Linked DNA regions of Homo sapiens: regions 2 and 3 are each linked to region 1. A link is a loop called in an ENCODE intact Hi-C map of the cell type or tissue named here. Cell type or tissue: IMR-90. All regions are shown on one strand. Links, peaks and the distances in the headings refer to the core of each region. The heading gives the core; the rest is flanking DNA.

Evidence for each region. Hi-C counts contacts between places; a loop is a spot of excess contacts. Peaks named below come from ENCODE experiments on the same cell type or tissue, not always from the same donor. Only the 100,000 strongest peaks of a DNase experiment are listed, where the experiment ranks them.
Region 2: it touches region 1 in a loop (12-fold over the local background); 47 of 110 quality-filtered maps call a loop at or near these places.
Region 3: a loop joins it to region 1, with 2.9 times the contacts of the local background. A loop is called at or near these places in 38 of 110 quality-filtered maps.

The regions. Positions count from the first base shown.
Region 1 is chr3:140,893,647-140,904,425 of GRCh38, forward strand. It overlaps the pseudogene RPL23AP41. Among named protein-coding and RNA genes, the nearest start is that of SLC25A36, 43 kb to the right of the region's middle. In IMR-90, for the core only: a CTCF peak has its summit at 4,875 (motif pointing right); a DNase peak (open chromatin) is centred at 4,935; H3K27ac peaks cover 222 bases; H3K27me3 peaks cover 206 bases.
Region 2 is chr3:141,100,778-141,111,556 of GRCh38, forward strand. The region is part of intron 2 of SPSB4 (splA/ryanodine receptor domain and SOCS box containing 4); the gene reads left to right. Among named protein-coding and RNA genes, the nearest start is that of SPSB4, 55 kb to the left of the region's middle. RefSeq lists an enhancer at 2,170-2,686. In IMR-90, for the core only: a CTCF peak has its summit at 5,195 (motif pointing left); a DNase peak (open chromatin) is centred at 5,184; H3K27me3 peaks cover 2,781 bases.
Region 3 is chr3:140,967,977-140,978,755 of GRCh38, forward strand. SLC25A36 (solute carrier family 25 member 36) reads left to right here. Exons shown (of 7, transcript NM_001104647.3): 5 at 2,951-3,017; 6 at 5,740-6,029; 7 at 8,284-10,779. The coding sequence ends at 8,477. Among named protein-coding and RNA genes, the nearest start is that of SLC25A36, 32 kb to the left of the region's middle. In IMR-90, for the core only: a CTCF peak has its summit at 5,065; no DNase peak of the experiment used is centred there.

The sequences.
Region 1 (10,779 bases), core at 1,738-9,737:
GAAACCCACTGATCATGGTGTATTACCTTTTTGATATGCTGTTGGACTTGGTTACCTACTATTTTGTTGAGGATTTTTGCATCTATATTCATCAGGGATATTGGTCTGTAGTTTTCTCTTTTTTTTAATGTCCCTTCCTGGTTTCGGTATTAGGGTGATACTGGCTTCATAGAATGATTTAAGGAGGATTCTCTCTTTCCTCTATCTTTTGGAATAGTTTCAGTAAGATTGGTACCAATTCTTCCTTGAATGCCTGATAGAATTCAGTTGTGAATCCATCTGGTCCTGAACTTTTTTGTTGGTATTTTTTTTATCAGTGTTTCAGTCATTACTTCTATTTGGTCTGTTCACAGTTTCTATTTCTTCCTCATTTAATCTAGGAGGGTTTTATATTTCCAGGAATTTATCCATGTCCTCTAGACTTTCTAGTTTGTGCACGGAAAAGTGTTCATAGTAGCCTTGAATGATCTTTTGTATTTCTGTGTTATCAGTTGTAATATCTCTTGTTTTGTTTCTAATTGAGCATATTTGGATCTTCTCTCTTCTTTTCTTGGCTACTCTCACTAATGGTCAATCAATTTTGTTTATCTTTTTCAAAGAACCAGCTTTTTGTTTCTAAGTCTTTTGTATTTTTTTGTTTGAATTTCATTTTGTTTTGCTCTGATCTTTGTTTCTTCCTTTCTTTTCTTCTTTTCTGTTTGAATTTCATTTAGTTCTGCTCTGATCTTTGTTTCCTTCTTTTCTTCTGCTGGGTTTGGGTTTGTTTGTTCTTGTTTCTCTAGTTCCTTGAGGAGTGACCTTAGATTGTCTATTCATGCTCTTTCAGACTTTTTGATGTAGGCATTTAATGTTATGAACTTTCCTTTTAGCAATGCTTTGGCTGTATCTCAGAGATTTTGATAACTTGTGTCACTGTTATTCAGTTCAAAGAATGTTTTAATTTCTATCTTGATTTCATTGTTTACCCAAAGATCATTCAAGAGCAGATTATTTAATTTCCATGTGTTTTTATAGTTTTGAGGGTTCTTTTTGGAGTTGATTTCCAGTTTTATTCCACTGTGGTCTGAAAGCGTACTTGATATAATTCTGATTTTCTAAAATTTATTGAGATTTGTTTTGTGGCCTATCATATGGCCTATCTTGGAGAATGTTCCATGTGCTGATAAAAATAATGTATATGTTGGTTAGAATGCTCTGTAAACATCTGTTAAGTCCATTCGTTCTAGGGTATAGTTTAAGTCCATTGTTTCTTTGTTGGCTTTCTGTCTTGATGACCTGTTTAGTGCTGTAAGTGAAGTATTGAAGCCACCCACTATGATTGTGTTGCTGTCTATCTTGTTTCTTATGTCTAGTAATAATTGTTTTATAAATTTGGGAGCTCCAGTGTTAGGTGTATATATGTTTAGGATTGTGATATTTTCCTGTTGCACCGATCTTTCTATCATTATATAACCTCCCTCTTTGTCTTTTTTAATTGTTGTTACTTTAAAGTCTGTTTTGTCTGATATAGGAATAGCTACTCCTGCTCACTTTTGGTTTCCATTTGCATGGAATATCTTTTTCTACCCCTTTACCTCAAGTTTATGTGAGTCCTTATGTGTTAGGTGAAACTCTTGAAGATAGCAGATACTTGGTTGGTGAATTTTTATCCATTCTGACATTCTGTATATTTTAAGTTGAGCATTAAATGTTAGTATTGAGATATGAAGTACTATTTCATTCATCATCTAGTTGTTGCCAGATGGTTTTTCTTCGTTGCATTATCATTATTGTTTTTATTGTGAGATTTATGTGTCAAGAAGTTTCTATTTTGGTGTATTTTGAAGTTTTGTTTCAAGATTTAGAACTCCTTTTACCATTTCTTATAGTGCTGGCTTGGTAGTGGTGAATTCTCTTGGCATTTGTTTGTCTGAAAAAAACTTTATCTCTCCTCCATTGATGAAGCTTAGTTTTGCCGGATACAAAATTCTTGGCTGGACATTATTTTGTTTGAGGGGGCTAAAGATAGAACCCCTATCTCTTTGAGCTTGTAGGGTTTCTGCTGATAAATCTGCTGTTAATCTGATAGGTTTTCCTTCATAGGCTACCTGATGGTTTTGCCTCATAGCTCTTAAGATTGTTTCCTTAGTCTTTACTTTAAATAATCTGATGTCTATGTGCCTGCATGATGATCTTTATGCAATGAATTTCCCAGGTGTTCTTTGCCTGGGAAACACTTGTATTGGATGTCTTGTATTTGGATGTCTTGTATTTGGATGTCTAGATCTCTAGTGAGTCCAGGGAAGTTTTCCTCAATTATTCCCTCAAATATGTTTTCTGAACTTTTAGATTTCTCTCTTTCTCAGGGAAACCAATTATTCTTAGGTTTGGCCATTTAACATAATCCCAAATTTCTTGGAGGCTTTCTTCATTTTTTAATTCTTTTTTCTTTGTCTTTGTCTTTGAAAGCTTTGTCTTTGAGCTCTGAAGTTCTTTCTTCTACTTGTTCTAGTCTGTTGTTGACACTTTCCAGTGCATTTTGTATTTCTCTAAGTGTGTCTTTCATTTTCAGATATTGTGATTGTTTTTTCTTTATGGTATCTATTTCTCTGGAGAATTTTTCATCCATATCCTGTATTGTTTTCTGAATGTCTTTAAGTTGGTTTTCACCTTTCTCTGGTATCTCCTTAAGTAGCTTAATGATCAACCTTCTGAATTTTTTTTTCTGGCAATTCAGAGATTTCTTCTTGATTTGGATCAATTTCTGGTGAGCTAGTGTGATCTTTCGGCGGTGTTTTATAGAACCTTGTTTTGTCATATTACCAGAATTACTTTTCTGGTTCCTTCTCATTTGAGTACACCATTTCAGTGGAAAAATCTGGAACTCACGGCCTGATGTTCAGATTTTTTTGTCCCATGGGATGATCCCTTGATGTGGTGCTCTCCCCCTTCCCCTAGGGATGGGGCTTCCTGAGAGCCATAGTGCAGTGATTATTATTGCCCTTCACGGTCTAGCCACCCAGTGGGGCTACCAGGCTCTGGGCTGGTGCTGGGGAATGTCTGCAAAGAGTCCTGTGATGTCATGAATCTTCAGCTCTCTCAGCCGTGGATACCAGCACCTGCTCTGGTGAAGGTGGTGGGGGAATGAAGTAGACTCTTTGAGAGTCCTTGGTTGTAGATATGTTCAGCGTGCTGAATATATGCTGGTTATGCTAGCAATGAAATTGTCCCATGGACAGACTCGGGATCTCTGGTTAGCCAGGATGTTGCAGGCAATTGAATTAGCTATTATTTGCTCCTTCCTTGGAGCAGGGTTATTCTGTCATGAGTTGCTGTAATGTCCTGACTTGGTTGGCATCCATCCAAGAGATGGCACTTTCAAGAGTGCACCAGCTGCAATAGTAGAAGTGGGATATAAGCTTGCCCTAAGTTGGCCAGTGTAAGTATTCAGGTTTCTCAGGCAAGGGGCAGGGTCATAAAGCTCCCAAGAATTTATGTCTTTTGTGATTGGCTACCAGGGCAAGTAGAGAAAGACCATCAGGTGGGGAAAGAGTTAGGCAAGTCTGACTCAGACTCTCCTTGGGCAGGGCTTGCTGCAGCCACTGCAGAGAACTGGGGGAGGGAGGAGGCTCTTGGGCCAATGGGGTATGTTTCAGAGCGGATTATGGCTGCCTCTGTGGCCAAGGAAGTGGGGGAAAGCCGGTAGCAATAGGCCTCACCCAGCTGAGATGCTGTTGGCAAGGCCGGTCTCACTCTTGCCATGCCCTGCTAACAGTGGTGAGTGCAGGCAGCCTACACACCTTATAGCATTTTTCCCTTACTAGTTGAGTGTTCCTAAAGGAAGGTCATTTACCAGTTAAACTCCATCATTTTGCCTCTTAGTGCACGTGCTTGAGCCCACTTGCCCAACTCCTCAGATCTTATCAGGAAGCTGCTGATCTATCTATTGGGAGACTTTCCCTGGAGCCTTTCCCTGGACCTGGCTGTGACCAATTATTATTTTAGAAAGACAGTTTAACAACGACCTGACCATCACCTGATGGTTACCTGACATTCCTGGTTATGGGGTGAGGGCCTCTCCTGGCCTGCTCGTCTGCCTAACTTTCTTTCTAGAATCACTAGGAGTTTAGCAAAGGAATAATAAAGATAACTGTCAGAATGGATTTTTCCTCAGGGGTGGGGGTAGGAAGAGGATTCCAATGGGGTAGGACACTGGTAGTGTGGAGAAAGCTGTTTATTATTCCATATACCTTGTAGTGTGTGTGTGCGTGTGTGTGTGTGTGCGTGTGCTTTTGTTTGTATGATATACTAATTTTTAAAAGCAACTAAAAAATGATTATTTGTTTCTGGAATATCTAGAGCATAAAGCATATGGAAACATCTGTTTGGTATACTAAAGACATAATGCTTGCTTTGACTGGGAAAATCACAATAACTTGTTCTTGAATGTCACTTGCCATTTTCAAAAGTATCACCAAGTTGTTGGCAAATGGTAGTGTGAACTTGGGGTTGCCAAATATTCAGATCTTTACAAGAAAAGCTGGAAGTAAAAATTTTTCATGTATGCAACTAATTTAACTATTTGGAAACAGTAAATGAATCAATACGATGAAGGTCAAACAAAGCCATCCATGTGTATGTTGCCAGGCTATGACCTCTGTTCTAGACTCATAGTCTCTTAGAGGTAGTCTTAGTCCCCGAGTGAGTAGGGTCATTCCTTTTAGATAGGACATGAGCTCTTCAGTATACTCCACAACTCCCCATTCTTCTCACATCCTGCCATCTTCATTCTTCTATATTTTCTGCCTGGCCCCACGAGATGGCAGTTTGTAAACCAACTCCTCTTCCCTATTCTATGACATTGATAGGAATCTACCTGTATTTCTCTCAATCCACCATCAGAGGGCAGGCATGGGAAATAAAAGATGAAAAACCATAGATTTTGCAACTACTGGTACATTCAGAGAAAGGAATCCAGGGATCAACCACAAAAGTCATTTTGTGTTTTTCTGAGTTTAGAAGTATTCTGCAAACATAAAGTATGAGGGTGGGAGTGTTCATGCTTTGCAATAGCTGACCTCTATAGAGATTCTGCTCTAAGAATCAGAGCTTGGCATTGCTTAGGGGCCTAGCTCAGGACAACCAGGAACATGGCTTCTTTCAGAAAGTCTTACAAATAAGTAAGAGATTCCATATGCTCTCTCACAGTCACACTTTTCTGCTGAACACATCTGTCAAAGGTAATCTCCTTGATAATCATACATTCTTTGGGGAGAGACTATGGAGCAGAGTAGGGATAAGCCAGCCTCTCCCAGTGGGCAATGGGCAATCACAGTGTGCAGTAGCTGGGAAACGTTTGGCAATCAGCTCTCAAAACAAACAAACAAAACAGCTCTGACTTGTAGCATTTGCCAATTTTTATGGTGTACATACTCCTTCCTTGGCCAACTTTAAGCTTCTAACATGGTGTCATTGAACACACAGTTGGGAAGAGATGCACCCAATGGGCTTTTGCCACAACACGCCTGCTTTACCACACCACTGACTCCCAGCCCCCACCTCCATTTCAAAGTTACATCTTTACTGTAAAAGCAGGCCTATCCCTAATATTTTTAGAGTTTAGGATACAGGTACAAATGGAGGCCCACATACTATATGTCTAGATATTTAAGGTATAAATCAAACTAACAAATTGTTCACTAAAATATGTCTTATCCTGTCACCTTGACAAATATACCTTTATAACTACCTAGAAAGCCAGGTTTAAATTCAGAATTCTATGCCTGAACATGCTTACATAGAAGAAGCCATCTCTGGCCCTCCAGCTCAGGCTAACTCCCCTTCTCTTCCCACCCTCAGCACACACAAGCCCTAGCCCTTGCTGCCAAGCTCTAACCACACCCTCTGCAAACAGCTGCCCCTTGGCCATTTCTTAGGCCTGGGTGTGAGCACATTGACAGTGTAGTCTGTGCACAGGAGAATGGGATGAGGGAGGAGGCCACACTCACCTAAAAATGGACTGGTGGTTATTTGAGAAGGGAATTACAGGGCTTCAAGTGCCTGAAGCATGGAGGTGGGGGTTAGGCTCCAAGAGGGCATGTCCTCGTTGCTCTGGGGATTCCTTAATCTTTGGGCCCAGGACCAACATGGGCCTTTTAAAGTACAGGACTCAGGGCAGGGCACTTTCTCTCCCACTCCTGAGAGTGACTAGTGTGCAAAAGTCTCTCCTCTATCAGGATCTTCTGATGACCTTCCGTGTTAAACATCCCTCCCTCATTGAGGCTCCTGAAATTCCAATCACTCAGACAGAGTATGTACTGGGTACTACAATGTGCTGGCTCTGAGGACAGCAAAGGAAGGAAAAGATTCTTCCGCCTCAACATTTCTTTCTTTCTTTTTTTTTTTTTCCAGACAGAGTCTCTCTGTGTCACCAGGCTGGAGTGCAGTGGCACCATCTCAGCTCACTGCAACCTCTGCCTCCCAAATTCAAGCGATTCTCCTGCCTCAGCCTCATGAGTAGCTGGGATTACAGGTACCCACCACCACGCCCGGCTAATTTTTGTATTTTTGGTAGAGATGGGGTTTCACCATGTTGACCAGGCTGGTCTTGAACTCCTGACCTCAGGTGATCTGCCTGACTCAGCCTCCTAAAATGCTGGGATTACAAGTGTGAGCCACCATGCCCAGCCTCTGCCTCAACATCTCCGAAAGGTTAGTCCATTATATTTGGGTCTTCACTTGTACTTTAAAGCAGGGGTCAGCAAACCAAGACCCACAGGCCAAATCCTGCCCACCCATGTTTGTACAGCCCATGACCTTAGAATACATTTTGAAAGGGCTAATGAAAAAAAATCAAAAGAAGTATATTTCTGGATATGAGAAAATTATACAAATTCTAATTTCATTATCCATAAAGAAAATTGTACCAGAACACAGCCCTGTTGGTTTACATATTGTCTATGGCTACCATGGCTGTTGACTGGTTGTGATGGAGACTCATTGGTCCACAAAGCCTAAAATATTTACTCCCTAACCCTTAAGAAAGTTTCCCAACCTGTACTTTAGAGTTAAGTTTTTTCCTGTGTTTCTCCAAAGAAGATTGGTAGTACATAGAGTAAGAAGGATGTGAGCCCCTGAGAGTGAGAGACAGGACTAGCTGGATTTCCTAGGCCAACTAAGGATTCCTAAGCCTAGCTGGGGAAGGTGACCGCACCTACCTTTAAACACAGGGCTTGTAACTCAGCTCATACCCAACCAATCAGGTAGTAAAGACGGCTCACTAAAATATCAATTAGGCTAAAGACAGGAGGTAAACAAACAGTCAATCATCTATCACCTGAGAGCACAGGGGGAGGGACAATGATTGGGATATAAACACCAGGCATTCAAGCCAGAAGTGGGCAACTCCCTTTGGGTCCCCTCCCATTGTACGGGAGCTCTGTTTTCACTCTGTTAAATCTTGCAACTGCACACTCTTCTGGTCCATGTTTGTTACGGCTCTAGCTGAGCTTTCGCTCGCCATCCACCACTGCTGTTTGCCACTGTCGCAGACCCACCGCTGACTTCCACCCTTCCAGATCCAGCAGAGTGTCCACTGTGCTCCTGATCCAGTGAGGCGCCCATTGCTGCTCCCAATCAGGCTAAAGGCTCACCATTGTTCCTGCATGGCTAAGTGCCCGGGTTCATCCTAATCGAGCTGAACACTAGTCGCTGGATTCCATGGTTCTCTTCCATGACCCATGGCCTCTAATAGAGCTATAACACTCACTGCACGGCCTGAGGTTCCATTCCTTGGAATCCATGAGGCCAAGAACCCCAGGTCAGGGAACAAAAGGCTTGCCGCCATCTTGGGAGCAGCCTGCCACCATCTTGGGAGCTCTAAGAACAAAGACCCGCCAGTAATAAGAGGGAAGGGCTAGGAGAGGACAAAAAGGTGGAGACCAGAATTTGGGGCTGGACAGATTGCAGAACTTCACCTCCTGAGAAAAGGGCCTGGGTACATAAGGACAGAAAGTGGAAGGAAAAATGGGCATGGGAGCCTGTCATGCTTCATCAACACACAGGCCAGTCTTTGCCTTAGTTTCCCCCATTAATCCCATATATGGTCTCCATTTAATTGGAACTTTAAATCTCCACCGTGGAACTCACCATAGTGCCTTGCTGTGCAATTAATTAACTTTGGGGTTGAATGGCATTGAGGGCTCATCATTAAAACATCTAGAGCAGCTCTGTCTAGTGTAAAGATAATGAGAGCCAGCTATATATGTCTAAATTTTCTAATAGCTTCACTTTCAAAAGTAAAAAGAAACTGGCAATATAAATGAAGTATTTTACTTACACCAATATATCCAAAATATTATGATTTCAATATGTAATCAGTATAAAAATTACTGAGATGTTCTATATTCTTTTTTTACACTAAGTCTTTAAATCTGGTAAATATTTTATTCTTACAGCACATCTCAGTTTGAAAAATCTCATGCTAAATTTCACCAGTAATACTTAATCTGTATTTATATTTCATAAAATTAATGGTTGAGAAAGTAGATTACGGACCCTTTTCATGAGATGGCGCTGAAAGCAAAGAAGGAAGCTGCTGCTGCTCCTAAAGGAGAAGCCAAAACAAAGGCTTTGAAGGCCAAGAAGGCAGTGTTGAAAGGTGTCCACAGCCACAAAAAAAAGATCTGCACGTCACCCACCTTCCAGCGGCCCTAGACACTGTGACTCCGGAGGCAGCCCAAATGTCCTCAGAAGAGTGCCCCCAGGAGAAACAAGCTTGACCACTATGCCGTCAAGATTCCCCTGACCACTGAGTCTGCCATGAAGAAGATAGACGACAACACACTTGTGTTCATTTGGTTGTTAAAAACAACAAGCACCAGATCAAACAGGCTGTGTGACATTGATGTGGCCAAGGTCAACACCCTGATTCACCCTGATGGAGAGAAGAAGGCATATGTTCGACTGGCTCCGGATTACAATGCTTTGGATGTTGCCATGTTGCCAACAAAATTGGGATCATCTAAACTGAGTCCATCTGGCTAATTCTAAATATATGTATATCTTTTCACCAGAAAAAAAAGTAGATTACATACTCAAAGTATTCGAAACATGCTTAAATATTTTCTAATATTAAATGAAGTTTCAATTGTTAAATGTAAATTTAAATTCATTAATATTAAATAAAATTTAAAATTCAGGTCTTTAGTTGTTATAGCCACATTTCACAGGCTCTATAGCCACATGTGGTTAGTGACTACCATATTAGACAAGAGTGGCTCTAGATAAATTCATGGTAACTGAACTTCCAAGCATGTTCTCTTTTATTGGTTTCTGTCAACAATAGGATGACAATTAATATTTACAGAGCACTTATTCTGTGCCTTTAAGCTCTTCAAGTCACAGGGAACTGTCATAAGAACAGACATATACAGTCATGTGTTGCTTAACAATAAGAATCCCTTCTGAGAAATGTGTTGTTAGGTGATTTTTGTCATTGTGGAAACATCATAGAGTATATTTACACAAACCTAGATAGTATAGCCTACTAAATACCTAGGCTATATGGTATAACCTATTGTTCCAGGGCTACAAACCTCCACAGCAAGTTACTCTACTGAATACTGTAGGCAATTGTAATACAATGATAAGCATTTGTGTATATAAACATATCTAAACTTGGAAAAGATACAGAAAAAATACAGTATAAAAGATTTAAAAAGTGTGACACCTGGATAGGGCACTTAACCATGAATGGAATTTGTAGGACTGGAGTTCCTCTGGGTGAGTCAGTGAGTGAGTGGTGAGTGAATGTGAAGGCCTAGGACATTACTGTATATTATTTTAGAGCCTATAAAGACTGTACACTTAGGCTATTCCAAATTTATTAAAAATATTTTTCTTTCTTCAATAATAAATTAACCTTAGCTTACTGTACTGTTTTATTTTATAAACTTTTTAATTTTTTTAACTTTTTGACTCTGTTGTAATAACACTTAATTTAAAACACAAACACGTTGTATAGCCATACAAAAATATGTTCATTCTTTATATCTTTATAAGCATTTTTTTTTTTTACTTTTTAACCTTTTTGTTAAAAAATAAGACACAAACAAACACATTAGTCTGGGCTTACAGAAGGTTAGGATCATCAATACCGTTGTCTTCCACCTCCACATCTTGTCCCACAGGAAGGTGTTCAGGGACAACAACATGCATGGAGCTGTCATCTATAAGAATGCCTTCTCACACCTGTAATCCCAGCATTTTGGGAGGCTGAGGAAGCCAGATCACTTGAGGTCAGGAGTTTGAGACCAGCCTGGCCAACATGGTAAAACCCTGTCTCTACTAAAAATACAAAAAAAATAGCTAGGCTCAGTGGTGCATGCCTGTAATCCCGGATACTCTGGAGACTGAGGTGGGAGAATCACTTGAATTCAGGAGGTGGAGGTTGCAGTGAACTGAGATCGGCACCACTGCACTCCAGCCTGGGCGACCGAGTGAGACTCAAAAAAAAAAAAAAAATGCCTTCTTCCATAATATCTCCTGAAGGACCTGCATAAGGTTGTTTTACATTTTTTATAAGTAGAAAAAGCACATTCTAAAGTAACAGTAAAAATTAGAGTACAGTAAATACATAACCCAGTAACATAGCCATTTATTATCATTATCAAGTATTATTTCCTGTACATAATTGTATGTACTATACTTTTATAGGACTGGCAGAGCTGTGCATTTGTTTACACCAGCATCACCACAAACATGTGAGTAGTTCATCGTGCTACAGCGTTAGGATGGCTA
Region 2 (10,779 bases), core at 2,145-10,144, 210 kb after region 1:
GAGCCTGTGGAGTGGGTACCCTGAGTCCTGGGGTGTGGTAGCCCTCGGTATGGGCAGGGGCCTAGGGAGAGAAGGGAGGGTGCCCTGGTACCCACATTGTAGCCCTCTGGTGAATGCTTGTTTTATAAACTCAACAAAGGGTCCCTGTGAAGTGGTTGGAGGCCCCTTTTCCAGTGCCCAAGACAGATAGCTGCCCCTCTGGTAGCGGGGATGCATGATGGCCAAGAAGGGAATGGAAACTCCCAGACAGCAGAGGGCTGGGTCCCCCTGACACCTGCAGCTCTGTGAGTATGGAAGGATGTGGTACGAGTTGTCATGGGTGAATGGCACTGGCCCAAAAAATGCCACCTGGACCTTCTGAGGCTGGCAGTGAAGGAGCCCCCCGAGGAGAATGGTGGGTGGAGCTTAGAGCCCAACTCTTGTCCCCTTGGACACTGCCACAGCTCTCACCAGGTTGACACTGCCATGCTTTAGTGACCTGGCCAGAGTGATCTGAGGGCCCACGCTTTGCACCTCCCCTCAGCATCGCACTAAGGCTGGGAGGTCAGGAGAGACAGACCTGGCAGGACCAGGGGCTGGGAACCTTCTTTCCATGATAGCACTTTTGTCTTCAGCCTGGGGACACCTGCCAGGTGGCCCCTGCCCACCTCCTCGCTCTGCAGCTGGGGCAGAGACTTAGGAGTCCAGCTACCAGGGGGAGAGCCCAGCTCTGCCCCAAGCTAGTTCTGGAACCATGACTGAGTTACTCAACCTCTTCAAGCCTCTGTCTTCCCATCTGTAAAATGGAGACAATAATCCCCGCCTCGCAAAGTTCTCCTAAGGATTAAATAATAGAATGGGTATAAACTGCCCAGGACGGTGCTGGCACACAGTGGTGATCACCATCAGATGGCTCTTATTATTACCTGTGTAATATTCCCCAAATCATGGACACCTAAATTCTTTCCCACGTATTAATGTTTTTACCTTCCCTTAAGCTAAACAACTGACAGCACACTAAATAGAAGATGCACCGATAACGTGTTGCACATCTTAAACTAGTCATAATAGGTTCTGCACTATTCGTTTCCACGCACCAGCCCTTGCTCACTGGAGACTTGTAGGTTTCCCTGAAGCATTTAGAGAGATGCTTGTAAAGTCATCATGCTTCCCTGAAGGCAGTACTCCTTCTCAAGGGCCCTTTCCTCCAGGAATGCTCCTCTAGCCCCACATTTCGTGCCTTTCCAGTTGTGCAGTGGATTCTCACATAAATCACCAAAAGTTCTAATAGTTTGTTTATTCATGCTTTCATTGATTCATTCATTCCTTCATCTAAGACTAGGAATTACTCAAGCAATAAAGGTGTATCCAGGCAGAAAGAGCAAGAAATCGGAGTTATGAGAGGGCTCGGGGTCTGGGGCAGCTCAGTGTGGATAGAGCTGGAGTGAAGGGTGTAGTCACTTAGTAACTGAGTAATATATACAGAGCAGGTACTGTGGCCAGGCCCTGTGCTAGGTACTGAAGATAAGGCAGCGAACAGGCAGCCAGGGATCCTACCCCATGGAACGTACAACTTAGCAAGGAAAACATACAACCGATTACAGAAATTAGCCTGTGGTTACTAGTGTGCAGGGTGGCATGTCGGGAAGGTAGATGGTCCTGGGAGAGTGTATGAGTGGGGCCTGGTCTGTCTTGAGAGCCAGAGAAGGCCAATCTAAGGAACCTCTAAGCTTAGAGGAGGAATTAACAAGTGAGGTGCCTGTTTGGGGGTGAGGGATGAAGAAAAAGGTATTCTAGGCAGCAGCAGCAGCATGTGCAAAGGCCCTGTGGCAAGAGGGAGGCTGGCACAATTTAAGAACTCAGGTGGCAGGTGACATGCAGGGAGCATGGCAGGAAAAAAAGCTGGAGAGGCAGGCAGGGTCTCACAGAGGATAAAGGAACCAAGCAGGAACAGAAACTTTGTATATATGAAAATTTTCAGTAAGGATAAGTTGGGGTGTGGGCAAAATTGCAGACTTACTAACAGGTAAGTGGCCCCTTTGAGATGCCTGGAGGTCAATGCGGTTGCTCAAAGAAAGCATGGCCAAGAGAACACTGCCTGGCAGAACTCCTCAAGCCCTAGGGCAGCCAAGCCTGCCCATGAGGAAGAGGCCACATCTCTGCCTCTACCTCACACTTGGACTCCAGGACTCCCCTCTATTCCCAGACCCTAAAAGAGGATTTCCTGCAGCCCAAACCAGATACGGTCACTTACAAAAAAAGGAATGGCTCCCAAGTGGCCGCGCCTGTCCTGGGTGCTGCATAAAGCTGTTTGATGTCTCTGTTTTCCCAATACCTGATTGTTAACAACAGGGCTTTAGGAATCCCAGTGGCAAAGGGGCAGCCTCTGAAGACAGCAGCCTACACTGGCCTGGAGCCATGTCCCCCTCTGAGCTGGCTCCATTTGCAGACCTAGCATGCCCTTTCAAGGCACAATTAATTCTAAAGCAGGAGCTGATAACAGTGAACCCTGGGGTAGGCCACATCCCCCAAGGCAAGTCAACTAGGACTTGTTACTGAGCTACTCCAGGTCAGGCACAGTGTGGACACAGAGGGGCCCCACGACAGGGAGCAAAGAGCTTCCCATCCAGCTCACTCATCAACCCAAGGAAATGGCAGCATCGGAACAGCACACACTTTTGGTGCCCTCAGCTGTACACAATCCTGACCCTGAAAATGAATGGAAAAGACTCAGTTGGTGCCTGGGAAGGAATCAGCTTCTGTCCTGAAGTATATTAAAGAAAGGTCTTCTCAGGTGCTACTTGCTTGCAGTTCATTTATACCTCCCTGGTTACCTGCCTCCCATTCCCTCCGCACAACAAACCACAAATGAGAATGTAGGGTAGGTAAGGCCAGAGACAGGCACACCAGCCGCAACCCTCCAACAGCGAACTGCCTACCCACATGAGGGACACAGAACAGCCACAGCAAACAAGAACTCTTAAAGTGCAGCTGTCCGGAGCCATTCAGCAAAGGGGCATGAGGCCCAGCCCTCAGGAGCCAGGCAGAGCAAGGTTGTAGTACCAAAAATGACCTTTTTTTTTTTTTTCCTTCTAATTCTGAATCCTCCAGAATGGATTCAGTTATGTTTAGGGTGATTAGTTCAAGATCAGGGAATAATGAGTCTTAGAAAAATTCCCACCCAAAGAGATCATGCTCAAAGTAGGTTCGTCACTTAAAAGGACCATTGATCCGACAAATTCACTCATGTTGAGAAAGCTTTCCCCAACAGTTTCCAATAAATGAGGTGTCAGTGAAATGATCTCAGCAGTGAAATAAATAATACCAGCATTAAACTATAAAGCAGCCCCTAGAAGGGTGTGATTATCTAGTGAGGGGTACAGACAAGGAGTGCCTGCAGGTCCCTGCGGGTGCAGAATGACAGAGGGACTGGGCCGAGAGGAGGACCTTGTGCAGCATTGAAATGGGGCAGGAATGGGCTGGAGGGAGAGGGCAGGGGAAAAGCACTCCAGGCAGTGGGAGTGGCAGGAGCAAAGGCAAGGGGCTGGAATGTGCTTCATTTCTTGGGGAAGGGGAAGAAAGTACATGAGACTGGCAAGAGGGAAGTTTGTGGGTAGATTCCTTGAGGAGAGCCTGCTGGGGCCAGACTGTGACCTGGACACGCTGCAGACACCTCCCAGGTGGCTGCCACTGACCAGCCACAGAAGCTTCTTTGAGGGCCTCCCAGACACACCCCCAAGGATCTCCTCTGCATGGCAGATGGCTGGGGTTGTTTTTGGCAGCTTAGATTCTGGAAGTCTGTGGGAGGAGATGGCCAGGCGGGAATGAAAGGCTGCCAGACCTCGTGACCTGCACACAGGTGGCCGGTGTCAGGCAGGCAGTGGTGTCTGCAGACTTTGCTGCCCAGACCTGGGCAGGGCCTGCCAGGGCGTCCTGGGAGCCAGCACAGGCTGCGCGGCCGGCCCATCACAAGTGAGCCTTTGTGGCCCCGGTTTACGAAACCAGCCAAATATTTTCCTTGTCACTTTATGAGGTGCTAGGTCTACCCATTCAAGCTGGGAAAAATAAAGCGTCACAGAATTTGCGCCGTTAGAGTTGAGGAGGTTTGAAGTGAACCAATGCTCCTTTTAAAAGAATTCTGTGCCCCTGGGAAGGCCTGTCAGCCTGAGGGGTAGGAGTACACCCAAGATCCCACCTCTGGAAGGGATGGGTACCATCCAAGCCGCCTGCAGGTTTTACAGACGTAGAGAATGAGGCCCTGAGTCTGGAAAGTCTTCAGCCCACAAGGCGGATGGAGTCAGATGAATGAGGAGACTGAGTTCCTTAAATATCTTTAGCACCATACATTCAGGAACCATTTTAGCCTCTTTTTCACAGGTGAGGCCAGAAAGGCTCACAGAAAAGGGTGGATGGGAATTCTCCTTCAGAACTTCACTGCAAGGCAGAAAGGATTCCAGAAGGGCTTTGAGGCTGAGGTGCGTGGTGAAACGGGATGTTACACACTGAAGTTGAAAAGCATCCGCCTTGTGCAGTAAGCCAGTGGGCAGTCACCATTGCGCTGATTCCTGGCCTCCCACTGAGTTCCCACATCCCCTACAAAGCCCCATTTCTTACTGCCCATGGCCTATAATTTCATTGGTAGATCTGCTTCCCTTTTGCCTCTAGTAATAAGTTTCATTTATTGGGTACTTGCTATATTATGCCAAGCATTCCACTAGGTACCTCATTCATTCATTTAACTGAGATTTATCAAACACCTACTATATGCTGCCCCCCGAGGATGCAGCAGCCCTGTCTGGCGTAGTATTGAATCCATTGTTACAGATGGATCATTTGAGCTCAAAGAGAAGTGACTTGCCGAAGACATACAGCTAATACACGGCAGAGTTGAATTTCAAAGCCAGGCGGGTCTGACTTCAAGGTATGGCTTCTCTCCACTCCCTCATTGACAGGGTTAGGAAGAGGCAAGTAATTAATAAAGAAGACACAATGTAAGTAATCATAATTCTTTTCTTTGCCTTCAAAGTTATAATAAAATAGATTAAAGTTTTAAATGCTTACTACGTTTTTTAAAAAAATTTCTTTTCCATCTCCCTTTCCTGGTAAACTGCTTATTATCTTTTAGATGAAATAAAGATACACTTTCATAAAAGAGAATCCGTGATGGCCACTTAAAATTCCACACTACATGTGGTAACTACATCGCCACCTGGTGGTACAGATTTTGCATAACGGGATGTAAATCAAGAGCAAAGACAACAGCTATGGGCCATTGGAAGGGACTACAATTTGGAAGTGAGAATTCAGAGGTTCTAGTCTGTGCTCTGCCCTAGACTGGCCGTGGTGGCACTGAGTCAGCCACTCCAGCCCTCTAGGTGGCAGATCCTTTTTTTGCAGCTCCTGTGTGGGCTGGTGTCCCTGGAGACTCCGTTTTAACTTGGACATTCCCTCTTTATTGTCCTCCTATGTTGCACTGAACTCAAAGAAAAATGCTCAGGTGGGTTTTGAGGTACCAGTTGGGGAGATAGTGTGGGGCAAGGCTTTCTGGAGCCCTCGGGCCACTCCATGAAGGCAGCACCTCCTCCTCTAAGTGTGCACCTTGGCCTGGCCTCAGGTATCCCATTATGGCTTTTCACCCTCCCTGGGATCTGCTCTGACTGCAGTCCTCTTAAGGGCAGTTCTCACCCCATGCCTTTCTCACCAGACCAGAGACCCTCTACCACACCCTAGGGTATCCATCAGGAATTACCTCCGATCAGAGTTCAAGAAACCAAGTTCAGGGTCTAGGATGGGCTTAGCACAGCAGAAGTAGTTTGTTAGTTGTATTCTTTTATAAGGAACAGAAGACCTGACCCCAAACTGCCTTAAGTTAATAAAAGGAATATATGTGCTTTTGTCACTGAGTAATTGTAGTTGCTTTAGCCTCACCTGTAATCCCAGGTTCAAACACCATTGGCAGGGTCTGACGTCTCTCTCTCCATTTCTCAGCTCTTCTTCCTTCGTGTCTAGTGGCACCTTAGGGGTGTCTTATGGGGCTTTAGGCCCCACACCCTCAACCTACCTGAAATAACAGGATCTAAGCAGACAGTGTTTCCTAGATCTCCCATCTCACAGACCACCACTCCTGAGCCCCTCCTACATACACATTCTAGAGGCCTCTGTATGGGGTCATCTTTCTCAGGTCCCCAAATGACTTCAAGGAGGCCCTGGGTCCACCTGTTGCTCCTTCTTATTGCAGGCCATGCCCAGCACAAGTCCTGGAATCCACTCTCATGGGCCCCACTGGGATCTCAGGCTCACCCCTGAACCAGTCAGTCACAGTGGCCACTGGACTGGAATGTGCTGATTGGCTCAGCCTGGTCAGAGGCTCCACGCCTGGGGTTGGGATGGGGCAAAGCCTCAGGAAAAACACACTCCCCAAGGGATCTGAAATGTTTTACCTAAAGGGCAGGTGACGGATGCTGGAGGCAAAACCATCAGAAATCCATTAGTAATTAACATAAAAGTTAGTAGAATGGAAGTTCATACATTATTTATCTTTTGAGTAAATCAGAGTGATAAGACTATCTTAATGGTAATGTCGCTTCATTCACTGGAAAGGTGTGTTCATAGGAATGCAAAAGGCTTAGGAAAAAAATAAATAAGACGAGAAGAGTCTGTTCAGCGACAGAGAAAACAGAGTTGGGCCTGGCCTCTGTCCTGTCCCCACTATGTGTCCATCCAGGGCAAGGACAGTATTGGTGAAGACATGTTTCAACAATGCCTTCAACTCAGCCCTGAAGAAGAAAGGTAGTCCCTTAGGTTTCTGAGTTTCCTTCTGGGAGTCTGTCTTGCATGTGAATATCATCCTGTAACTATTGGGACAGCCTTACATCCCCTCTGCTAGTCTCTAAAATTGACTTGAAGATTTTTATTTGTGCCCAGGCACAGTGGCTCAGGCCTGTAATCCCAGCACTTTGGGAGGCCAAGACAGGTGGATCACCTGAGGTTAGGAGTTCAAGACCAGCCTGGGCAACATGGTGAACTTTTCTCTACTAAAAGTACAAAAATTAGCCAGGCATGGTGGCTCAAGCCTGTAATCCCAGCTACTTGGGAGGCTGAGGCACGAACATCACTTGAACGCAGGAGGTGGAGGTTGCAGTGAACCGAGATCACACCACTGCACTCCAGCCTGGGCAACAGAGCGAGACTCTGTCTTAAAAAAAAAAATAAAATAAAAGATTTTTATTTGTCTGCGGTGGCCTCTTTCGCTGTTCTGTCCTGCTTGGGCTAATGTTTAAAATTCCAGATAGAGTGTCCAAGTGGGCAGGGCCTTAGGGACTCTGGTGCAAGCCCCTTCTGCTGTGAATGGGGGCCAGCGAGGGTCAGAGTCTTACTGAATTCACAGAGCTAGTTAAATCACCGAGCTCAGGAGCCTCTGCCTGGCAACCCCTTCTCGTGGGAGTCTCGTTACCACAGGGTTCCCAAGCAGGCAGACAGAGAGGCAGCCAAGGTGAAGGCCCCGATGACACCTTTGCTATGAATAACCCACAAAATCAATTACTGCAGTGGGCAGAGCAGCAGCCAGGCCCTTCACTGTGTGCTGCTGGGCGCATGTACTGAGATCACTTCTTGCTGCAGGGCTTCCCTTCCTAATTGTATTTTGCTCAAACTAATGTTAAAAATTAACTTTCCCAGCATTCAGATGAGGCCAAAGCAGGAGGTGGAATAAGAGAAAAGACTTAATTTTTAGTGGATAGACCACCAGGGAGCCACCTGGGATAGATGTTCTGTGTGTGTTTGATCTCTCAGAGATGGAGAACATTTACTGAGCAGCATTCTGTGCTAGGTCCTGGGGTACTCCCTAGGATCAGACCGAGGCCATGCCTCAAAGAGCCCCTAGTTTATCGGGTAGCCACACAAGTAACAATAGTGATAGTTCAGTGAGATGAGCATTAATAAAGGGCTCTGGGTAGTGCAGGAGGCGTGGAGGAGAGAGAGAATATCAGGTGTTTGGGTCAGCTGTGGCATCGAGGAAGTGCAGACAGAGGAGGAATATTTGAGTTGAGATTTAAAGACTCAAGTATCCCTTTCCCTAGATGGAGAAGACCGAAAGCAGCATTTCAGGGGAGGGCACAGCATGTGTGAAGGCACAGCGGCTTTAAATTGCACAGCAGCACTCAGGAGGTTGTGAGAAGTCCAAGGTGCATACGAGGAAGAGAGCAGTCAGCAAAGAGACCAGATCATGGAGGGTGACCCCACCGCTCTAACTGGTATTTATTCATTCATCAAAACCTGGGCCTTTTGGAGTCCAGTTTTTTAAATTTAGATTTTACTTATTTTGAATACATTTATAAGGTTTTATTAAAACATGACAGTGATCAGTCTTCTTCCCACCCCTGTTTTCAGCCACCCTCCCCAGAGGCAACCGATGCTGTCAGATTCTTGTGTATTCTAAGGTGTTTCCCACAAATACACAAACAGCAGCAGTCCACTCACACCTTGCCATGCACCTTGCTTCCATCACTTCATATATCTTGGAGGTGATTCAGCACATGGAGCTTCCGCCTTCTCCTTGACAATGGTGGGAGCTCAGTTGTTAGTCCTAGCTTAGAGACCTTCTCATTCCACCCCTCATCTTACAGTGGAAAGGCCCAGAGAAGGTGGGGAGCAGCTCCAGCTCACCTGCTGTTCAGGGACTGAGCCAGGCCTGAAACTCACTCCTCTGCCTCCCATACCCACCCTGGGCCAGCCAGATCCACTTCCTTGCCAGCGGTCCTCATTTGCTAGCCCATCAGCTGGGTGAGGCTGCCATTTTTCATAGCCATTACAGGCAGAGAAGCTGGTGTTTCCATCGGCCTCGTGATGTGGATTTTAGACTTCCACAGTAATCTTTATCATTGTTTTCTCACTTTCCCTTTCTCTCCCCTCTTCCTCCTCCTCTTCCTCCCCATCTTACATCTCAGCAGCCTTGTATCAAGCCTCTGCCCCACCCTGGTCCCAGCAACTGGTCACCATGGCAACAAGGGCCTTCCATCAAAAAGCGGCCTTCCAGGTATTTTATTTTGAGCCCCAATTAAGCAGGGCAGGTCACAGGCTGGGAGCAGTGCAGAGAAGAGTGTTTTACGGCCTGTGAGAGAGCCCAGGTGCTATTTATAGCTCCTTAATCGGTGTTGCTAAATGGGTCTTAACTCACGTCCTGTGGCAACTGCACATTTTCATCGCAGAGAATCTCCGCCCCACAGCCTCACTCCCTCCATCTGTTGGCCTGAGGGAGAAATGGTGCCTCCTCTGTGCTCAGCAGCTGTCAGGCCACTTGACCCTTCTGACCTCCTCCTGACACTCTCTGGCCCTTTGCAGCCCTGCCTTTGGGGATATTTGGTCCACAGCGGATGCTTCTTTCAGGAACCCAGAGGCCTCAGCCCTGTCCCAGGGCTGGAGTTCTGTCCCCAACCTCCCACCACCTCTTCTCAGCCTCCCCATCAAAGCCAGAGTGGTAAGAGGGACATGTAAGACAATATATCCAGGTTTTTGTGGATACTCCAAAAATTCTTTCCATTAACATCTCATAGGTTAACTAGCATTTTCAATCATTAAAACAGAGCAAGTTAACAGCTTCTTACAGTTGGGGAAATAGAGGCTGAGAATGGGAGAGGGAATTAACAGATACCCATTGCCACATACTGCCTTGGAGCTTTATATGTACCATCTCATTCAATCTTCACACAACTTGTTTTATAGAGAAGGAAACTATACCAGTCAGGATAGCCCAGGTTTTGCTGCTGTAACAGACAATCCCCAAACCTCACTGACTTCAAACAACAAAGGTTTGTTTTTGCCCATATTGTGTGCTCATTGCTGTTCAGCAGGAGGCTTTATTCCACAAAGTGTGTCCTCACTTTGGGTCCAGGGCAGAAGGAACAGCCCCTAATGGTGACTAATGGAAAAGTGAAGGCAGCAAAATTCACACTGGCTCCTAAAGTTTCCAAGCAAAAGTAACACACATCACTTCTGCTGCCATTTCCTTAGCAAGTCTTATGGCCACACCTAACTTCAAGTGAGTAGGGAAGGATAAGCTGATCATTGCTCAGAGGGCAAGAGCCAGAATATTTGAGAACAACCACATTGACCTCCACAGAAGCTGAGAGTCCCAGAGGTGAAGTGATTTGCCCAGATCCCACGGCTCCAAAGTGGCAGAGCAGGGATTTGAACTGTCAGCTGTTTCCCCCAGAAACCTGTGCATGTAACAAAGTGGTTATAGACTTGGGCTCTAACGTCATACTTCTGGCTTGAACTCTATCTCCAGTATTCACCAGCTATGTTATCCTAATTAGGCAAGTCATTTAACCTCTCAGAGCCTCATTTATTTGTTAAATGAAGACACTAGTGCAGGACTATGTTCTGAAAACCAAAACTTTTTTCATAAGTTTGGGGCAAACTCATTTGGCAGCCAGACTCAACTTGAACTGGGTGAGACTATTTATATCACTCCTTATTTCACTTGGCGTGAATATTCATAGGTTTCACTGTAGAAATATTAAAGTGTTTGGTTGCAGTCCGCTGGGGATGTTATACCATACATAGCATATGCAACCTAATTACTAAACCCTGGAACTTGCTTTTTTTTTTTTTTTTTTTTTTTTTTGGTAAGGGACAATGGTCCTGTAGTACTTCCCTCATGGGGTCATCATAAGGATTAAGGGAAATGATTTGTCAAAAATTCTGAGCACAGGGCCCAGCACATAGTGAGCGCTCCATGCTTGGTGGTTATTTTTGGTCCCTAGATTGAACTGTTGAGGCAGGAAGAGGCCTGGGCTGCGA
Region 3 (10,779 bases), core at 1,271-9,270, 74 kb after region 1:
AAGTAATAGGCAATTTCTAAATTTCAGGGGCACCATTCCCAGTATCTTTGTGTGTGTTTGTCATATAAGTAGTGGGAAGATATGTTTAGCTTGGGCTAACCTCAAATTGCCTTACCATATATAATGCTAAGTTACGATAAATTTTTGTTTTTTTCCATTGGCTTCATTTCTTAGATTATTAGATTATATTTATTAGATGTAATTAGCCTAGTAATGTCTATTTAGTTTGTTAAAGTGTCTTTGGTTAGGAGAAAGTAATAGCATAAAACTCAAGGACCTGAGTTTTTAGCGGTAAAGGGCTAATAGCTAAAACTGTGGATTGTGTCTAGATTCTTTACCTAACCCAATGGTTTGCTGGCATTTAGGTTAGTGTCTTTATAAAGAGCTAGCTCTCATTGGGAGAGTTGAGCCAGAGCAACCATAGTAAACATAGCTTACTGATAATAGCAATTACGTAGGGATAAGATAACATTCTCTCACTTACCTAAATTTTAATGTGTCCTGTTACATAGGTTAATTTGTGCTTGGAAATGAATTTTAGTTAAGTGAGAAATACCTGTTGTTTGCTTTCTGACATTATAGTAATATGTACAGAGAATAATTTAAAATTATAATTTATGGGTCTTTAAAAGGTTTTGTTCCTAACAACATTTATAAAAATTTATTGTACTATTGTAAAGTTTTTTATATATGGGTTTTTTTCCAGCCTCAAATTCTTTTGTGACTTGGAAGAGTATTATGGACAGAAGCTTGGGTACTGCTTAAAATTTATGTTTTTAGAAGTAGAACTTTTATTTAAAAAAAAAAAAACTTAGGTGCTCATCTTCTTTTCAAATAAGTATAATAAGATGAATGAGAATTTTTACCTAGATTGGCTGTTTTTTAAAAAGTTTGATGTAAAGATTCCCAGTTTTAAGCTTTTAAAATTCAATAAAAAGCAAATAGTTTTTCTTAAGATTTCTATAAAATGATTAATAAAAATCATTATAGTGATGCAGAATATTTTGTTGGTTTATGCTGCTTAGCAGCTTTTTACTCATAAACCCTTAATTTTGCTGTACAGACATATTTAGCTATTACAAATATTTAAGTTTACAAAACAAGAATCATTAAATTGGAGTTTGACCAGAATATTGATGTCTGATTGCTTTAAAATATAATTTGAATATCCTAGCCTTTTCATGTAGAAAAATGAGGTTCAAAAGAAGAGAAAAATAATACTCTATAACTTTATTCTCAGTTAAGCTAGAACCATGCAAGAAAATATTTAAACTGGTCTGATAGTTTCATGTTTTTCTTTTCTTTTCTTTTACCAAGAATATATGCATGAAAAGAACCTTTTATTTAAAAAGATGTTCCTGGCAGCCTGCTCAACACTTTAAATTTTATCAGTTTAGTACCTGCTGATGCGTCTAAAACTGTTGGTCCCATTCTAGTTTTATACTTACATATGTAGTATTAAAAGCACTTAAGAGAAATGTAGAATATATAATCTTTATAAAAGTATTAAAGGAATTATTTAAATTGAATTTGTATCCCATTTATCTTGCTTGCTAAATAGATTTAATTGGAGCATCCATTTGTATAACGTCTGGCTATTTCTACAATGTTAAAACAGTGGGTTGAGGAAGTAAAATTTGAGTTACTCAGTTACTGACATAGAAAAGAACCCTGTGAGACCAAATTCAGCTTTGGAAACAATTTAGTGTAATTATTTTGCATATGTAGATACACCTTTGAAAGCCAAGAAAGGTTTATGATTGGATCTGTACTATATTAATTTAAAAACAAATTATTCTTAAGTATATTGTAGCATTTCTGTTCCTGTAAGTACTTTACTCATCTTAAATGTACTGATCATTAGCCACCTTTATAAAAAGAATGTGCCTGACCCACTAGTATTTGATAGAAATATTAAAACAGTTAAGATCCTTAAACATTTCTGCATATAATTTTTTATTGAGTAAATGTAACTTAACGTAAGTAGTTCTATGAAGTCTGTGTAAATTAAAACCCTGTTTTGTGTAGATGAAGCAATCTTTATAAGTTTCTGTCATCAAGACTGTATTTTGTGTGCTATTTTTCCATAGCTAGGAAGGTGGCAAGTAAAACATATGCACTATCCTAGAAACATACTGTTCCAGGTAGATCTTAATTTACTACCTGGAATGAGCCATCTTAGGTGACCACCATTCTGCACCAATACCTAGTACATAATACTTTAGTTTTAAAGTAAACTAGAGCTGTCTTCTACCCTGAGTTTATTCCATGTCTATAAAAGAGGGAACTTCCAATTTGTGACTTTTTGAACTTTTGAGTTTTTGTATGTGTTTAAGTAAATGACGATAGGCCTGTCCTATTAACCCTAACAAAAACCTTACTGTGATACGGTTATTTTAACAGTATTAGTATGTATATATGTAGAAAGTATTCATGGGGCCAAACAACAGTCTTTTCCACTATATAATCAACTAAAGATCAAACTATTGGTAAAATTTGACATTTGTGTAGAATTCATTTTGAATGTAGTGATTTGGGATGCTAATCAAACCCCAGGTAACTGTTTTTTTTAGCTGGTTTTAAGGATCCCAAGTGCATGCTTTTTAGCCGTAGAATACACAAAATGTCTATGTGTTTGTAGAGATGGATTTCTGAATTCAGCTTAGACAGTAGAGAGCACCCTAAAGGATATTCTAAGTAGGTTGGGAAAGCAATTTATATTCATTTTGCTTTTAAAAGAATCTGTTAGTTAAGGACAGAATTTGAGAATTCATATAGATTGGAAGTGAAGACAAATGTTTGTCGTATGTGAAAAGTGTAATATATACATAAATTAGTAGTTTATTTATATACATTTTCTTGAATGTAGATTTATCTAATTTTTAAAACCTTAAAGTTAATAGTGAATTCTTCATTTTTACCAGAGTTCATTTTAAACATGTTTGTTTAGGTTTTACTGCAATCACAGCAACCAACCCCATTTGGCTTATAAAGACTCGGTTACAGCTTGATGCAAGGTATGTTAATTCCTTAAAATAAAATTGGTTAAAGTGGATTTAACTAATTTTTTTTCTACAAAGTTTTTCTTTCCTTTGCTGCTGAATTTGTTTGTTGTTGTAGTTTAATTTTGAAACTTGGGTCTGCCATCAGAAAAAAGATAATGTAAGAGTTGACAATATGAACTTTTCCAGGTGAAAAAAGTATATTATTAATATGTGTTGTTTTGTTTTGTTTTGTTTTAAAAAGAGTGGCTAGAAAGATACCATAGAGAAACAGAAAGGAAAGAAAGAGATAGATTAACCCAGCCCAAAAGGTAATACTTTCCTTACATGGGTACTTATAATTGGCCTCGCAGAAGCTAAGTAAGCCACAAGGTCAGCTAGTCTAGACTGAATCTTTGAGGATCATTGCTCAAATTTAGTGACCTTGTGAATAGAGAACCCTAGGCTGACAGACAGTTCTCATATATCGTCTGTTACCACTGACCACTTTATAATAGCAAGATTCATTCATTCAACAAATCTATATTAGCAGATACTGCTACGTCTTAGAGATGCACCAGGAAACAGTGGGGACTTATTTTAAATGGAATAATCAAGGAAAGGTTTTTTGAACCCATTTTAAGCTGAGGAACCAATCGGTGCAAACCTCAGAGGTTCTAAAGTGTAGGGCCTTTGGTGTTCTGGGAACTGAGAGTAGGCCAAAAGCAGTGCTGCGTAGGGTCTTGCCATCTCAACTCTCCTACTGGCTTTAGAATAGAGACTCTTAAGTAACGAGATGGTCCTATCTTATATGTTACAATAATAATGTTAATGGTTTTAAACTATTTTAGACTTTCAGTCTGGAGTAGGTTCTGTGTATAACATGTTTCTACTGTTTTTATATTTTGGTGTTTGGGAAATAGTGTTATGTCCTATAGGCTTTAGGTAAAACTGATCTAATAAATCATTAACAATTATGCCTGCTTAAATATCTGTTTTCCATCTTCTGTTATGTTGAACTATATACTATTTGGAAACTTGAAAAGAAATATCTAATTGTTTCATCTGAAATAGATCTTTTAATGAAATCTTAAGTGTTGTAGCAAAACTCCAAGTTTATTTCTTAAAGCCACATATCTGAAAAGTAGTGGTAGCTAAGACTTATTCCAAAGATTAGAAAGTACAAGATGCTAGTCCACATTATTCTATTGTAAACTACCAGAGTTAGGTTTCACTATGTTTAGCGTTGCTCTATGAGGAATCCAGGAAAAGCATGACTTAAAACTCTTTAATATTATTTTTTTCCACTTATAATTGTAACACAAGCTGGCACAATTCTTAGGCTTGTGGGGTTGGGGAATTGGATAGGGGTGGGGTAATAATGAAAGGTTGACTTGAGGATTCTGGTTTATAAGGCTGAGGGCTGAGCGCAGTGGATCATGCCTGTAATCCCAGAGCTTTGAGAGGCCAGGGCAGGAGGATTGCTTGAGGCCAGGAGTTTAAGAACAGCCTGGGCAACATTGCAAGACTTAATCTCTATAAAAAATGCATGCCTATAATCCTAGCTACCTGGGAGGCTGAGGTGGGAGGATTGCTTGAGCCCAGGAGTTTGAGGCTGCAGTGAGCCATGATTGCACCATGGAGACTCCATCTGTTAAAAAAGAAAAAAAAGAAAAAGAAAAAAATTAATAAAAAAATAAAAATAGGGCTGATATGTCACCTTTCAGGATTTGTATCTCTTTTAACTTTCTTGTGAGGAAGGATCTTTAATGAAACTAGTTACAGTTGGTTTGTGGATCATTTATCTAATAGGTATTCAATATCTAAAGACAATCCATTCATAAAACTGGTGGAATCTGTAGGTAATTAAGTGGGTGTTGTAGTTGTGATTTTATTTTATGTCAGAAACAAGTTAGGTATAATTTATAAATAGGTAAATTTTCTGTTTTTTTAGTAGGTAGCATTTAAACCTGTCTCTTATAGATAAGGACCTGTTGGGGGAATCAGTGTAAGGTAACAAATATTGTTAAAACTCAAAATTACATGTGTAGGAGATGTTGTATTCTATAAGAGTAGGTGCTGCCCCCTTAAGTAGAACTAAGGAAATTGTATTAGGAAGAGTACTGAATAAATATAACACTACAGTTTCTCATTTACTAGTCACCAGGGAGACTGATATGACCATTGCCTTTAAATGATCATAGGGAATTTGACTTACATTCACCCTATCACTTCTTGGGAGAATATGAGTGGGGTTGAAAGAGAATCCCTCAGGTGCACAGAATTTTAGTTAATCATACTGCCTGGTTTATGATATTCTATCATCATTGGTGTCTCAGTCATTCTATTTATGTTACTAAATGCAAAGGAAATTCAGCTTACTTAGAACTGGAATTAATACAGTGTGAGGATTTTTGTTTACTTTGTTTTGTTTTTGTCTTGAGCTGCAGTCAGGGTGTATAGTTCCTAAAGGATTTTGTTGCTTATCCCTGCCATGTGAACCCCAATGAGGACATGAGACCGAAGATTCAGTGTAGTGCATTTTGCATTCAGTAAAATAAACTATTTACATATCACCCATTTAATATGACAAATTTGGGACAAAAGAATAGGAAATCTAAAATATGAATATTGTTTTAAAATTCTAATTCTTCATGAGTTAAAGAAGGCCATTCTTTTATTATTAGAATGACATATTTTATTATATTTTACTTACTTTAAAAAACCTATCAGTAAGATGTTTCTTTTTGCTTTTCAGGAACCGCGGGGAAAGGCGAATGGGTGCTTTTGAATGTGTTCGTAAAGTGTATCAGACAGATGGACTAAAAGGATTTTATAGGGGCATGTCTGCTTCATATGCTGGTATATCAGAGACTGTTATCCATTTTGTTATTTATGAAAGTATAAAACAAAAACTACTGGAATATAAGACTGCTTCTACAATGGAAAATGATGAAGAGTCTGTGAAAGAAGCATCAGATTTTGTGGGAATGATGCTAGCTGCTGCCACCTCAAAAACTTGTGCCACAACTATAGCATATCCACATGGTAAGAAGAGTTATCTATTAAATCAGAAATATTTTCCCACCCCAGCCAACAGCTCACTTATTAAAGCATTTATAATTTTACTGCATTCTGGTATAACAAAATACAATTATTGGGAGTTCATAATGAGATTAAATCTGGTTAAGTAATGTAGGCTGTATTAATAGGTCAGTATTATGCTATCAAATAGCATGGTGGTGATTGAGCATGAGCTCTGAAGTCAGTCAAATTCCAGCCTTACTCACTTCAGCTTGGTGACTTTTGGGCAAGTTTCTAAGTTTTGAAAAAAGTATGTATGTAGGTGCTATACTAGATAGTTTACATACATTACTAATCTACATAAAAATTCTCTAAAGTACTTATTTTCCCTGTTATGCTAGAACATAACCAGAATTGTTCTCCTTTTCAAATTGAATACTGAAAAGAAATGTAAACATGAAATAACTTGCCCAAGGTCACATACCTACTTAATGGTGAAGCCCAAATTTGAATTAAAGTCTGTAATCCCAAAGACCAAGCTATTTTACATTATTTCATGTTGGCAAATAAGTATGTGTTAATAATTCCTTTTATTTCTGTATTTAAATTTTATAATAGCCTATTTCATTAATAGCTAGGTAAATCACTTAAGAATTTATCTGCTACATGCTGAGGTTTTTTGGTAGCTTTTTTGGTTGTTTTAAGTGTCGCTTTTGATTTTTGCATGTTTAAGATTTGTTTTTTAATGTAAGCGCTTCATTTTTGTTCACTTACACTGATTAATATTTACCGTCTCCATTGTATATTATATCAGGAAAAATGAGCCAGGCCTAGAAAATGTGTATTTGCTCTAATAGTAATTTATGAAACCAACTCTTTAACCAGGTTGGACTATGAACTTATCTCAGTTTCCTGAAGGAAGTTCCTGACTTTTCTAAAAGAAGTCAAAATAGGACAGTATCAGCAATATTGTTTAGATACTGACCTATGGGGTAGGTTAGGATGGTGGCCTGCTAAGGTGTAAGGAACAGAGTTTTGGGGTTTAAACAGTCTTTTCCCTTGAAGTGAGATGATGTCATTACAGGAAGAGGTACAGTTGATAAACAAGATACATTCTTTTTTTTTTTTTTTTTTTTTTTTTTTTTTGATAGGATCTCACTGTGTCACCCAGGCTTGAGTGCAGTCACATGATCATAGCTCCCTGCAACCTTGAACTCCAAGGCTCAATTAATCCTCCTGCCCCAGCCTCCCAAGTAGCTGGGACTATGAGCTCAGGCCACTATGCCCAGCTAATTTTTTAATTTTTAGTAGAGACATAGTCTTGCTGGGTTCCCCAGGCTGGTCTCAAACTCTGGGCTCAAGCGATTCTCCCACCTCGGCCTCCCAGAATGCTAGTCAGGCTCAGGCATGAGCCACCACACCTGTCCAAACAGGACATTTTGGAGTTAAATGGCACGAATCTTTAAGACAGAACAGATTTCAAGTAAATAGTTACAATTGCTGTGGGTTGCTTTAGACTATTTCCCTAGGCCCATCTGGAATACTGTGCTGAAAAAATTTGAGGAATAGTGGATGTAAAAAAAAGTAGTTACATAGGAAGCTGTGAGTTCTTGTCCCAGCTTCTACCCACAACTGGCCAAAATTTCTCAGTAGCTCCAATTTCTCACCTTTTAAAATGAGGAAAAATTGGACTGACTAATCTTTAAGGTTCATTCAGCTCTTAAAAATTTATTATTTTTGCTTACCTGATTCCCAGACTGGGTTTTATAGCTGGCAGCTAGTGTTTGGAACATTGTCAACTTCTTTGTCCACATGATGTTTCACATTCATATATGTGGACTGTTTTGAATAGATTAATAATGCTATTGTTTCTTTGTAGTACTCACTTTAAACAAATCTTTTCTGCTTGTTTCTCACTGTATCCTTTTTATATTCATCCTGGATGCCACCTCTTTACTGCCTCTTCACCTTTTCCTCCTTCTCATTTCTATTCTTCCTTTTATCTGTTTATCTAGCATACAACTGATACTTCTCTCTTGTTATATTGTGTCTTTTTACATTCAAAGACTATAAAGTCTATAATTAATGTACATGATTTTGGCCATATTAGAAGTTTGATGTTACTATAATGTGACTGGTTTCAATAAGCTACACATTAGAAGCCATCCTTTTTTATCCTGAGCTTACACTTACAGACTGATAAATGGGATGTGCTCAGTTATAATTAGAAGAGTGTAAAGATATCAGTAATGTTTAATTTTATTTCTTTCCTACACAGAAGTTGTAAGAACAAGACTACGTGAAGAGGGAACAAAATACAGATCTTTTTTTCAGACTCTATCTTTGCTTGTTCAAGAAGAAGGTTATGGGTCTCTTTATCGTGGTCTGACAACTCATCTAGTGAGACAGATTCCAAACACAGCCATTATGATGGCCACCTATGAATTGGTGGTTTACCTACTCAATGGATAGCAGCACGAGGACTGCTGTACTGCAAAAAAAGAAGACCAAAAGATTACAGTGGACCATGGGATACAGAAGCCAGCATGGCAGACAGAAGAAAAATAGTTTGGGAACATGTAACTATTCTAAGTGGAAGTTTTGTTGTAGGAATTATAGTAATCACACCACATTACTTGGCCTTTCGGTAATGTGAAAAAAAAAAAAAACCTCAGAGCCTCCAAGGAAATGCCTTTAGAAGCACTCCTCTCTCAAAATTGCCATTTTCTCTACCATGTCCCCCAGACACAGTTGGGTTTTGTTGATTTATGGCAGTCTTCTAAACAAAGCCATCCTTAATTTTACATACTGTATTGTAACTATCCAAAGATAGTATTGGCAGTCATAAATTTATAACTTCTGGCCTTTGTTTAATTCCAGTAAAATAACAGCAATGACAATGAGATCGTCAGTATTATTTTCACATTTCCCTGAGAGGACCTGGCACAATATTTTAAATTTAATTATTTGGCAGTAGTCACTGTTTTTGACAACCAATGAAATAGCGTCTAAATATCTTGTATATTTTTTAGCATCAAAATGTTTTGGTTTCCACTGCTGACAGGTGCTTGTTGTTTAGCCTAATGTGGATATTTAAATTGTTAACATACCAAACACACATGGTAATAGTTTGGGACAAAATAACTAGTAAAATGTTGATTTCTCGGCTTTTTCACTGACTGCGGCATGTCCTCGTGTCTTCTCTGATTTTGTGGTACATGAATGAATGCATTTATCTTTTTAGTGACTTACTAGTTACGAACTTGAATTATCACCTCTTTGTCATACTTAAGTATCATTTACATAAAGTGTAAAAGATTTTTTCACTTTTGAATCTTTACCTACTTGCTTTCACATTAAGAATTTGAACTTTTGAGTTTTTTCCAGGTCTATATATAATAGATTACATTTATTTTGTAAAGAAAATAGTAATTTAAAGTTTTGCCATTTTAAGGTGACAATATTTGGGACAGTATAAATATTATAGACAAGGGCCCCCTTGCTGTCTGCTTTAGCAGGTAGTGACATTAATTGACTTATAGTTTTGTGTAAATGAACAAACTGCTTTTGACAAGAAATTTATTCTGTCCTAGTTTCCTGCGTGGTAAATCATAGAAAGATTCAAGTTCATTTGGGTTAAATGTGCTAATAGGATGTAGCTTTTAAATTCTGCTATTGAGTCAGCTGTACCTTTTAATACTTTAAATGTGTTATTTGTATGGCCCTTATAAAGGTGTTTGCTGTAATTCTGTTAAAAGACTTCGCCTATGCCATACTGGTGTATAAAAACTGCCGCAATTGGACGCCGGTGTGGTACTCATTTCAGTATACCTGAACTGTACATTTTGTGCAATGGCTTTATCTAAAAGAATGACGCTTCGTGAAAGCACTTTGTGGCCTTTTTTGGGGGGGAGGGTGAGAGAGTAGGAGAGAATACCATGTTAAGATTAAAAAAAAAAACAAAAACATTGGTCACGTATTAGGCAGAAACAGTGTTCATAACATTTTTCTGGGTTTTAAATATGTTGTTTCGGATATCCTTAATATAAATGTTTTAGGTATTCTGTGTACCCTGTCGTACCCCCAACATTATAGAATATTGCAGCGTGTCATTGCAAGCTTTCTCTGCTGTCACCAGTGAAACATAGTGCCCTGTTAAATTCCCCCACTTTAACTTCCTTGTGATCAACAGTAACTGGATGTTTTTGAGGTGCTCAATTGGAATAAAAATATTCCAATCTATTTGGAGACCAAAGGCAAAATCAGTTTTCTTACCTTTGGAATTATTCGTACCTTTTATGGTAAATTTCAGCTTTGACATGTATTATGAGGAACGTACCAAAAACCGGTTTGTAACAAATCTGTAGAGAAGGTCTGAATCTATCGTGTTTGCCTTTTCAGGTGCCATTTCTACTGCCTAATACAGTGCCATTTGCCTTGTGAAGACCCATAAACATTCATTGTGTTGAATGTAAGATAGAGACTCTCCCTAGTCTTACTGATCTCAGTACCCCACAAATGATTAAGAATGATATGAAAACCAGCAGCTAAGGAACATCTTATTATTTAGTTGTAGCATATTCATAACAAGTGTCCTTCAAGGATAAACATATATTCTCTATTTGTATTTAGCAAGTAAAACTTGTGTTGACCTTTAGTGCATTATATTCAGCTTTTAACAGTATTATGTATGTACTGGAAAGCAAAGAAATCTTAGAGTCTTGGACATTGTTTATTTGTGCAACAACTAGAAAGGAGCAATGAAGTTTATTTC